2 separate regions of the Mus musculus genome follow, and region 2 is linked to region 1. A link is a loop called in an ENCODE intact Hi-C map of the cell type or tissue named here. Cell type or tissue: gastrocnemius. All regions are shown on one strand. Each heading gives the region's core, and the rest is flanking DNA. Links, peaks and the distances in the headings are about the cores only.

Region 1 (5,778 bases), core at 598-4,597:
ACTTTTGTGAAAAAGTCCTTTCCTCTGGGGATAATTTTGGGACTACGTAGGTGTCCAGCAGGGGTAAGTGGGTATATAAGGCTCAGAGACCAAGCTGTGGCTGTGCTTCCTGCTGAGTGTGGGGTGCAAGCAGTCGCTTGTGAGTCACATGTGAGTCACGTATGGGGACAAGGATGTGTACTTCTGTCCTGCACACCCTTCCCCTTCTGAAAGTTTTAGCTGACATGACTGTGACCATAACTTACAGAGTTTGTGGAGCTCTGCATACTCATTTGATCAGCATTTATACATTCAGTGGATACTTGAGGGGAGCTGGCACAGTCACCCCCTGTAATATCCTGATGAATGAACAAAATCTCTGACCTTGAAGAAATCTTTAGTAAAAATAAGAATACCCAAACATAGCAGTACCCTCCTATAACCTCAACCCTCGGGACGCAGAGGCAGGGGATCTGGGGTCAAGGCCAGCCTCGGGTACATAGTAAGTTTGAGGCGATACTGGGATACATTAAAACCCTGTCTCAAGAAATATATATATAGATAAGTGGATGGATGTGATTACAATTATAAATGTCTACAGCGCACAGTCATGAGTGAAACTAAAACCAGAACAGAAAGACACTGGGAATTCACTATGAATAGAGAATGGGAAACATTTTAGACTTTGTGGACCGAATAATCTTTCAACTCCACGGTCTTGTCCAAGATGTAAAGATAGAAGTGTGGTTTTGTTCTGGGAAGCCTTTAGTTGCAGATACAGGTGTTTCTAGGTCACAGTTCACTCACCCTTGAGATAAGAGAAGAAAAAGCACAGGGTTATTGGGGCCTCATAGGAAAAAAAAATTCTGCCCCAAGGCAGGAAAAAAAGATGGAAAAATCAGGGTTGCATTCATACACAGTACAGAGAGAGTTCAAGAGTAGAGAGTCCTATGGCTGAGACGTGTCTGGTGTGTTTCCCACGCTACAAGGAAACTTTGGCAACTCTACCCATCAGTTTCTACCTGGTATCTCCAGCTCACTTCTGCTTTCCTCCTTTTCCCTCTTTTAGTAAAAGAAACTGTGATGCCACAGTGCGTAAGGACTCTGGGCTCTTTCCAGACCTCGGGAAGGTAAGAGGTATCAGCTCACTGTGAGTTGTTTCCTTTATGGTCTGGAATCAACTCAATGCCAAAAGCAGAGATAGCAGATGAGGGCCAGAACTCGTGAGCCCAGACACACCTCCAGTAGCCCCTTACCAGCACATGCAGACCTCACAGCACAAAGCCTCCTGACCCAGTAAGACCACAAAGTGCTGCCTCATTGGCCTCGAGTCCTGTTCATTCCTGATGTGGTTTTTAAAGAGGCTGTTGGCTTGAAGCATTCACAGGACCAGAAGACAGAGCTGTAGTTTTAAATACCAGTAAACTTCTCTCTGAAGAGACTCTCTTTTTTGTTTTTTGTTTGTTGTTTGTTTGTTTGTTTTTCAAGACAGGGTTTCTCTGTGTAGCCCTGGCTGTCCTGGAACTTACTCTGTAGACCAGGCTGGCCTCGAACTCAGAAATCCGCCTGCCTCTACCTCCCAAGTGCTGGGATTAAAGGCGTGTGCCACTACCGCCTGGCAAAGAGACTCTCTTAAGATGCTGATTCTCTGGAGAAACAATGACCAGAGCCTCCATCTGAGCAAGCCCAGGCGACCTCAGGGGTCCATGGACTCACCAGCCTAGAACAGCATACCTGCAGCCATGAATGACACCCATGTGCCTGAGGGAGCCTAGTGGTGGTGGTGATGGTGATGATGGTGGTAGTGCTGGTGCTGGTGGTAGTGGTGATGTGTGAAATGTATCTTCATTTGGTTTCAGGTACAGTCTGCATGTGCTGCAACTTGGAATACAAAAGCTTCACTTACACATCCTGTCTTCTCTCTCTCTCTCTCTCTCTCTCTCTCTCTCTCTCTCTCTCTCTCTCACACACACACACACACACACACACACACAATTCTGGATTGATGAATGCCAAGTCAAAGTTCAGAATGAGGAATTCTAAGGTTCCAAAGACAGGAGATCTTCTTCAGAATTCCGACTTAATGCAAACGGAAAATAACAGAAAAGCTGGGACCACATGTCCTTCAAGCTCTTTGTAAATTAACTTTCCAGTCAGGATAGGCTTGCTGGACAATGAAGAATGGGAGGTCATATTCTCTGTGAGTGAGGAGAGTTCAGACCCTGCTCATCCTTAGCTAGAGACGGTGGGATCAACACAGTGAACGCTCTTGGTTCAGGGTTGAACTTCCCCTACTCACTCTGATGAAAGGATGCCAGGGATGCCAAGGTCCAACTCACTCCTTAGGGCTGACAGAGGCTCATACCTCCCTCTTGTGGCTGCTTGCAAACAGTGTCCTGTACATGGGAGCAAATGAGAAAGCAAGTGTGTTTACCTAAGTCTCCAGGCAGGGGAACTGTGCATTCTTTCTCCTTTCATGATTTCAGATCGTTTTAAAAATCTGGTGATATGTAACACAGTTAACCAAAGATCGTGAACATTTTCATTAATCAGGAAGAAATGATGTGGGGGAAGAAAAAATTTGATAGATTTAAGTGTTTGCCAATGCGAGGGGTCAGAATTCTGTAAGAAACAATCCCTATTTGAAAGCACCTGGTATGTCAGAGAGTTCCTCTGTACATATGATCACAACACAGAACAGAAAGTGGGGAACCAGGGAGAAAAGAAAATGGCATTCTGCTAAGATACAGGACCCAGCCCAGGGTGGGACACCAAGGGGGCAATGGATGGCCTGCTTCTTCTGAGCCAATTCATCAAGTGCAGGACAGGTATGGGTGTAGCCCTACTCTGTGCCAAGTATTCTAAGCACGTTAGTAGAAATAGTATTGGCAGGTGTGCTGAGTTGAGGAGCCCTTACCTAAGACAGGGATTTGAACTTCCTTGGGGCTGCTTCCAACATGAGACAGTTTTACCTGGCCCGGGTATATAGAACAGCGGGGAGTTGGATCATGCAACAAAGTACTTGCCAAATAATCCTGAAGACCTGAGTTCATTCCCCCACATACAAAGCCAGGCAGATACAGAAAGATCCCTGGGGCTTGGTGGCCAGCCAGCCTAGCCTAAATTGGTAAGCACCAGATCTCAGTAAGAGGCTTTGTCTTGCAACACAAGGTAGGTGGCTCCTGGGAAATCAAGACGTGAGGTTGACCAGATGGATGCACGCTCACACCTGAAAACATACACACAAACTGTGTAACAAAATAAAATAAAGTAGATATATTATTCCAACATTTAATAGTAAATCATAAGAGAACTTAAAATAATTTCTGACATACATATTTTACCATGTGGTAAAGATGAGATAATTTATACACTAATTAAATGGGATTTGATTTTTTTTTTTTAAATGAAACTTAAGTCAGCAACTGTAGCAGCAATGACCCCTTGCATGCTGAGGAAGGAAGGCAGGAAATCTCAGCTTTTTGTTTTGTTTTGTTTTTTGTTTTTGTAATTAAGCCAGAGCAGGAAGCCCTATGTGTACAGTTGAGACACTGCTGTGCATGGGAGGACGGCATGCAGGGTGAACTCACTTTCTCTCGTGTTCCAGAGTCAGTGCTACGGTAAAGCTAGCTATGTGATGTAGCGCCTTCATTTCATGTTTGGACAAATGTTTAGCCCTGCACATTCAGAAGCCTTTTATAACGCCAAAACGTTAGGGACCCTCACATTCCCTTTAAGAAGCTGTGGCTTAGCATATATGAGGCCCTGGGTGCAGTTCCTAACCCTGCCTCACACTCTCTGGCATGACCTCCGCCATGACAACCTGCATCCAACTGTCAGTCCAGATGAACCAACCTTCCTTCCTTCCTTCCTTCCTTCCTTCCTTCCTTCCTTCCTCCCTCCCTCCCTCCCTCCCTCCCTCCCTCCCTCCCTCCCTCTCTCCCTCAAGTGCCTTTTGTCAGGTGACCTGTCTCACAAATGAGAAGAACAGGTAAGACACATGGGTCGGATCTGGAGCAGGGAAGAGAACCTGGAACTGAGGTAAAAATGAGTGTGTGGTGGCCCAACCCAGCTCTTAGGTCTGTCTTCTCTAGTCCGTGGCGGATCTGTCCATGTCTAACAGATGAATTTGTAGATTCTGATGTCTCTTTAACACAGGAAAGCTATGTGGTAGCCTCAGGCTGTGATTTCTCCAAGACATAGTCTGAGAGTTGATGGCAACTGCTAACTTCACACAGATTGCATTTCCTAGTTCCCAGGTCCTACGAGCTCTTTCTTGTCCTCCTGACGCAAAGGCCAGTGCCAGACGCCAGACATCCTCAGTGTGTGTGAGCACGTGTGCTCGAATTCATGCATGTATATACATATATGTATACATATGTATATATGTGTGTGTATATATATACATGTATGTGTGTGTGCATGTGTGTGAGTGTGTGTGTGTGTGTGTGTGTGTGTGTGTGTGTGTGTGTACATTCACAGTGGTATGAGTAGATCGTGGAGGACATGGAGGACGACAGTTTTATGCCAACTTTCCTCTCCACTCACCTCCACCTGAGCTGAGTTAGAGGAAGTTCCCAGATTCCCCTGCTTGTGAAGGAAAAGCCTTCAGACTCTCTGCCATGTTGTCAGCCTAAAATGTGTGGGGTTTTTTAGAGTGAAACATATTTCATTTAATTGGTGAGGCTATGTAGTCAAGAAGGCAAAACTGGTTGGAGGAGGTCAGGCGTTTTAAAATAAAACTGAAATGGAAGAGGCACTTAAATGTCATAGGGCAGGAGTTGGAGTACATTTAGGGAAAATGTTCAAAAGGCCCCTTAGGGAATGAAAATAAAAATAAATTTCTGGAAAACACTGGAGTACCCAGTGCAGGCATTACACCAACCATACATTTGGTCTCCTTCCCAGTAGCCATCTAATGCCGATATATATAGACGCCACCAAGCCCTTAGCTGAATTTCCTAACATTTGCTGGAGACCCAGCTCAGCTGTGGTAACCATGTGCATTAAACCAGCAGAATCTCTCAGAACAAAGAACCGATGCTGACTGGAGCCAGTCCCTGCTACACGCGCCCTTCCTTGGTCTAAATCAGCATGCTGTGGGAACCAACACTGCAGCTAAGAAAACACCAGACGCACTTAGAGGAGAAGGGAAGCTTTGGCTAATAACTGCAAAATGACCTCACTCACGGGAAGGCTGGGCTGTAATGTCCTGTCTCCATGTGTCTAACACACCCTGCTAGTCAAACGCAAAGAGACACAACAGAATCCAGCTGCATCTCCCTCAGACAAAAGGTGGAAACACCAGGCGAGTTGGTAAATGGAGCTAGGTACCCAAGTCGTCCCCATAAAGTCTAAGCAAGAGGGAAACTCATGTGGCCAGTGCAGCCAACACAAGACTGTGTGAGCAGCTGCAATGTCAGGGCTTGAATGCATTTCATCCCTGTCTGCCCCAAACCAGCATTCCTCATAGAGTGCACCAGCAGTTCATGTGAAAAGAGGAGGCGTTCTGTATCCTATTACCTCTGTGACAGTCTCTGGCAGTGTCTGGCCTCCTGGTCGGTGGACATCATTATTCTCATTATTCATTATAGTAACCTATTAGGCAAAACACTGTGGGAATATCGTCCCTTCCCCTCTCAGTGACCCTAACAGATGGAAGTCATCATCATTCACCCTTGCCAGGTGACCGTGTCTAAGCACAGAGAGGTTGAGTAACTCGCCTAAGGTCACAGAGCTCAGGAGCATCAGAAGCCAGGATGTGAAATCAGTCATGATTCATCGTTTCCTGCTAAACTT
Region 2 (5,778 bases), core at 784-4,783, 200 kb before region 1:
GTAAAGTCTACAACTCAATAGGGATGGAAGGAGCTATGCAGCTTTCATGGAAGAGTAAGACTGAGGTAGATTTGATGGGAAGGTAAGAGTCAAATACTCAGAAGCAAAACAATGTGAATCTTTTAAGACTAAGTGGTAGGACCAATGTATTTTTGACACGCTTCAACAGGCGCGCTTCCCTTGAGCTTGTTAACATCTTGGTTATGATAACTAAAAATAAGAATAGATGAAAGCGTCTATACGGAGCAAAAGAGGATTCAGCTGGAAGCTTACACCTTTGGGAGGTGAGGAAGATCACAAAGACGCTGATCAGGAGTGTGGGGGCCATGGTGAACTGCATCAGATGAGATAACCGACAAAATATTTAATACGTCTGGGCACCGTGTGTGTCAGATGCACATGTGAGCTGCCCTGTGAGTGCACAAAAACAAACCCTGATCCTCTGGGAGAGAAGTAAGTGTCTTGGCTATTGAATCATCTCTCCAGCCCCCAAATGGTCCCAATCTCTCACTCCAGTGCAGGCTGAAGTAACTGTGCTATAGGAGGGCTCAGGTATCTCAGCAGCTGCCATCCCTCTTTGGACTGGATGAGCTGGGGAGACATGTGACCCAGGGAAGCACGTGACCCGGGAAGCACGTGACCCGGGGATGCTACTTTGCTTCTTTGGGCATCAAATTTTTCATTATAAAATAAGAAAATAAACACATTTTGGGATTTAAAAAAGATATACTCATGTTAAGAGATACAATGCAGGTAAGGTATCTAGCACAGATCTCTCACTAACCAAGTTCTATATAAATGATAGCAGCTACCGTTTGTGCAAGGCTGTGTGGTGCCTGCCTTTGGTGGAATGCTAGCTTGCTTCCCCAGATAGTGATAAGAGACTCATTTCCTCATAGGACTCACAGCTGTCCTTCCAGTCTCTAGAAGTTATTGAATTGTGTGTAGTGGCAGGGAATTGTGGACTCGTTCTTGACTGTGTTCTGCAACCTGTGGCCTCTGATCGAATGTGACCTAAAATGGGGTTTTGATGTCCCCCAGTCTCTAATTAAGAATACTGTGTGTGTGTGTCTCGCATGTGTGCATGCGTGCCTGCGTTGCAGCGTGGGGAGTACCTGAGTGTGTCATACCCGTGTATCAGTGTTAGAGAATAACTTGTGAGTGTCTGAACTCCCCTTCCACCATGTCAGCTCTGGTGGCAGAGCTCAGGTTGACTGGGGTGGCAGCCATTTCTGAGCCATCTTACTGGGCATCCTCTGCCTTAAAATGCACCCAATTAAGTGTTGGGAGCTTTAAGACTGTTGCCTCTGCAGACGCTTGAACTGCAGGTAAGGGTAATTTGAGGAAGTCCCTTTTAGTCTGGGAGAACTTGTTAGTATGAAGTCTCCAAAATCTCCCAAAATTCTCCATTTGTTTTCATTGTAAAATACAATTATTAATGAATTTCACATGGGAAGGATGATACCACTACACACGATCTTTTATAGCCCCAAGCCTATTCTGAAAATAGGATTTTGTTATGAGAAGAAAAAAAAAAAAAGGATCTGGACTGATTTACTTTTGACCAGAAAATATTCTAAATACTTGACTTAGTTTAAGTCATCAAGCTTCAGAAAGCTTGCGTTGGGCATGTATGTCTATTTACTTACTTCTGTTAAGCCATTTTGAGCTGAACAGGTAGGTTAGAAAAACCAATATATCAAATTTAAACTTAAGCATTTTCATTTTTTTCTCCCTACTCTCAGAGGAATTTTTTGTTAAGAACGGTGGCGTGCCTACTAATGACTAGCGTGCATTTAGCTAGGGGAGTAAATACAACTGTTCTGTAATATATATAATAAAGAGCATGAGGCTATGTTTTAATTTTGCCACAGGACCGTTAACCATTTGTCTGAGAAAATATTTTAAAGTACAAAAGGCGTCCTGTCCTGCCTGTGCGCAGGAATCTCCAGTCCGTCCTCGGCTGCGTGACCGGCTGCGAGTCAGCTGACTGGTCTGTCTTCTCCGTCCTGCCTTAGCTCAGGGCTTCCTTTCATTGGACAGCAGCCTCTCCCACTCACTCTGTGCTCTGGAACCTTACTGCTCCCCACAACCTAGCTCACAGTTTCCGTTGTGTACCGGAACTGTGTCTGAACACCAGACCGGAACTCATTGGGAACTGATTTCTTTCTACTCTCAGCCCCTAAGGTGCGACTGGAGGTTTGGGGGCCCTCACATGACACCTTCCACATCCCGTCTTCTGTTCCCTGTGATCATTTTCTGTCTCTCAGATCTTAGAGAGAAGGAATTGCATTCCTCCTTTGCTTCAGCTTGCCCTGCCTCTTACTCAGCAGGAGCACCAAAAACACATGCCACGGCGGAACCAAAATTAGCTAACTTTCACATAGACAGAATGATGCCGCCTTACAGGTGGCCATACAAAGGATTTCTGGCAAGCCAGCTTTAGGAAAGTAATAGCCCTTTACTCTTTAGCTCTCTTTAGCTCTTTGGGCATCGAGTCTGCAAGAAGCCACTGAGTGAAAGAATTATCGCCATCCCAGTGACAAGAGCCTCGTTCTTCCTCTTCAGTGTGACTGGACACGGATGAGGTGATCCATGGAATGGGTGTAAGAGACACGTGTTACTCTTTACAACCAGACAGCCTGTCATAGTAACTGCGTTCCCCCCCCCCCGACTCCCCGGGAGTCTACACTGTTCTAGCATATGGTCTAGAATATGCTCAGAAACCCCCTCATGAAGTACAGTGCCGTTAATGCACAGCAAAATGACAATTACAGGCTCTCACGGCCCATCACGGCCACGGTTGCAGAAGTAGGCCCTAAACCAGGACATGGTTTGGGCCAAAGCAATGGATAGGGACAAGGAAGATTCTGGAACACAGACTTGCACAGCACAGTGACTTTAGGACCTGGGGAGTGTGGGGGAAGGGAACAAAGGCAACATCCACACTGGAAACCAGAGCTCACTGTCTCCTTCCATCTCCACTGACTAGTTCACATGTCAGGAATCTTCTCATGGTCACTCACCTTCACTTATGCTCGGTGTAGACATATTTTTATGGATTTTTATCATTTTATAAATGATATGTCAACTATTCCATTATATTGAGGTGGTTTTGTCTCTTACGAAAATTTCTTGATATCTTCTTAATACTATGCGATAGTTTTTAACTTGAGAGAAGTCAAGTTCTCCCTTGGGGAATAGGCAGTACTACCTGTAACCACAAGAGGGCGTGTGTCAGCCATCCTAGAAGGCAGCCACCTATAGGGCTCTCTTGTACTAGTCTTAAAATTTGTTTTCCCTGCATGCTGCTGTCAATTGTTTGTCTTCCACAACGTGTCAGTCTTCCTGCCATATCTCATATATCCTGCCAACTCAGTGGCGTTGCAACACGAGTGGATATTTCCAGAGCAGAAGGGAGCGGGCATTAGAGGAAAGGTAGGTTTTACTTTGCCCATGGCTAAGGTCCAGCTAGTTGGCAAATGGCCACCACACATGACCCTTCTGGCTTTGAAGTTTGTCACTTGGACCTTTGTGATTTTTAGCTGACATTCCGATGTGGTTTGGTGACATGCAAATCTGACAGCGTTTGCTTAACTTTCTGGATACATGCAGAAAACTACTTCCATGTGAACCTGATTCCCCATTAAAGCTGTTGACACAGCCCCTTCCTCTCTTTGTTGTCACACGCTGCACATAGGTGGGGAACAGTGTTTGCTCATTACAGTGTCCCAGAATTCTTATTCCTCTGAAACTTGTGTAGAAAACCATGGTTTCATTTAAAGAATGAAATCACACTGGAAAAAAAAAAGCGATCAATGCTTGGAAATTTTCAATCATCTGTTGTAGGGATTATACTGAACTAGAATGTGACATAATTCTGCTGGATACTGTGCACGTCTGGCCTAAGCACCCAACAACATTTTGGTAGTTAGCTTTTTTCACTTGCTGTTCTTTTTTTCTCTACAGAGCTAAAATTGTTATTTGAGAGGAATAACTCTGTTTATCCTCTGTTCCTCCACACACCCTTGCTTAGTTTTCACAGTCTGTGGTTGAAATGTCTGCAAGGAAACAAGAGACTCAGTTTCACCAAATAGAAGTTCTTTCATTCATTTCTTCAAACAACAAATGTTTTACTTCTATGTCTTTCACTGGATTATATTAACCTGGGGGGGAAAAATCATTCTGACTGAAAGAAAGATTGGGTCCACTTTTTCTTAAATATTTATCTATTAGGGGAAAAAAGTTCTTCCCCACTAGATGGCAAAGCTATCTCTAAAAGAGAACTTCCAGCATAAAGACGCGACCCTGTGATGTGATGGGGAGAGGAGAGGCAGGCACAGTGTTCCAGTTTAGGATAGTAGTCATCCGTTGTAACCCATAGGAAAGACATATTCATTGGCAAACCTGAGGTGTTAAAGTGAAGTTGGCCAGAGCTTGGGCAGTGGTGTGCTGTGCTGTGTGTGCTGTGTGTGCTGTGCTGTGCTGTGTGTGCTGTGCTGTGTGTGCTGTGCTGTATGTGCTGTGGTGTGCTGTGCTGTGTGTGCTGTCCTGTGCTGTGTGTGCTATGCTGTGCTGTGCTGTGCTGTGCTGTGATGGTGCTGTGCTGTGCTGTGCTGTGCTGTGCTGTGTGTGCTGTGCTGTGCTGTGCTGTGCTGTGCTGTGCTGGGTTGTGCTGGGTTGTGCTGGGTTGTGCTGTGCTGTGCTGTGTGTGCTGTGCTGTGTTTGCTGTGTGTGCTGGGCTGTGCTGGGCTGTGACGGTGCTGTGCTGTGCTGTGGTGTGCTGTGCTGTGCTGTGGTGTGCTGTGCTGTGCTGTGCTGTGTGTGCTGTGCTGTGCTGTGGTGTGCTGTGCTGTGCTGTGTGTGCTGTGCTGTGTGTGCTGTGCTGTGCTGTGCAGTGCTGTGCTGTGCTGTGCTGTGCTGGGTTGTGCTGTGCTGTGTGTGCTGTGCTGTGCTGTGCTGTGCTGTGCTGTGTGTGCTATGCTGTGCTGTGCTGTGCTGTGCTGTGATGGTGCTGTGCTGTGCTGTGCTGTGTGTGCTGTGCTGTGCTGTGCTGTGCTGTGTGTGCTGTGCTGTGCTGTGCTGTGCTGTGCTGTGCTGTGCTGGGTTGTGCTGGGTTGTGCTGGGTTGTGCTGTGCTGTGCTGTGTGTGCTGTGCTGTGTGTGCTGTGTGTGCTGGGCTGTGCTGGGCTGTGACGGTGCTGTGCTGTGCTGTGGTGTGCTGTGCTGTGCTGTGCTTTGTGTGCTGTGTGTGCTGTGCTGTGCTGTGCTGTGCTGTGCTGTGCTGTGCTGGGTTGTGCTGTGCTGTGCTGTGCTGTGCTGTGCTGTGCTGTGCTGTGCTGTGCTGTGCTGGGTTGTGCTGTGCTGGGTTGTGCTGTGCTGGGTTGTGCTGTGCTGTGCTGTGCTGTGCTGTGACGGTGCTGTGCTGTGCTGTGGTGTGCTGTACTGTGCTGTGCTGTGCTGTGTGTGCTGTGCTGTGCTGTGCTGTGCTGTGGTGTGCTGTGCTGTGCTGTGTGTGCTGTGCTGTGTGTGCTGTGCTGTGCTGTGCAGTGCTGTGCTGTGCTGTGCTGTGCTGTGCTGGGTTGTGCTGTGCTGGGTTGTGCTGTGCTGTGCTGTGCTGTGCTGGGTTGTGCTGTGCTGTGCTGTGCTGTGACGGTGCTGTGCTGTGCTGTGGTGTGCTGTGCTGTGCTGTGTGTGCTGTGCTGTGCTGTGCTGTGCTGTGTTGTGGTGTGCTGTGCTGTGCTGTGCTGTGTGTGCTGTGCTGTGCTGTGCAGTGCTG

The links. Hi-C counts contacts between places; a loop is a spot of excess contacts. Peaks named below come from ENCODE experiments on the same cell type or tissue, not always from the same donor. Only the 100,000 strongest peaks of a DNase experiment are listed, where the experiment ranks them.
Region 2: it touches region 1 in a loop (9-fold over the local background); 15 of 42 quality-filtered maps call a loop at or near these places.

What each region holds. Positions count from the first base shown.
Region 1 is chr5:104,128,303-104,134,080 of GRCm38, reverse strand. No RefSeq gene overlaps it. Among named protein-coding and RNA genes, the nearest start is that of Sparcl1, 17 kb to the right of the region's middle. In gastrocnemius, for the core only: a CTCF peak has its summit at 2,348 (motif pointing left); DNase peaks (open chromatin) are centred at 2,324 and 3,051; H3K27ac peaks cover 321 bases.
Region 2 is chr5:104,331,010-104,336,787 of GRCm38, reverse strand. All of the region lies in intron 2 of Mepe (matrix extracellular phosphoglycoprotein with ASARM motif (bone)), which reads right to left. Among named protein-coding and RNA genes, the nearest start is that of Mepe, 8.6 kb to the right of the region's middle. In gastrocnemius, for the core only: a CTCF peak has its summit at 3,224 (motif pointing right); DNase peaks (open chromatin) are centred at 3,249 and 3,448.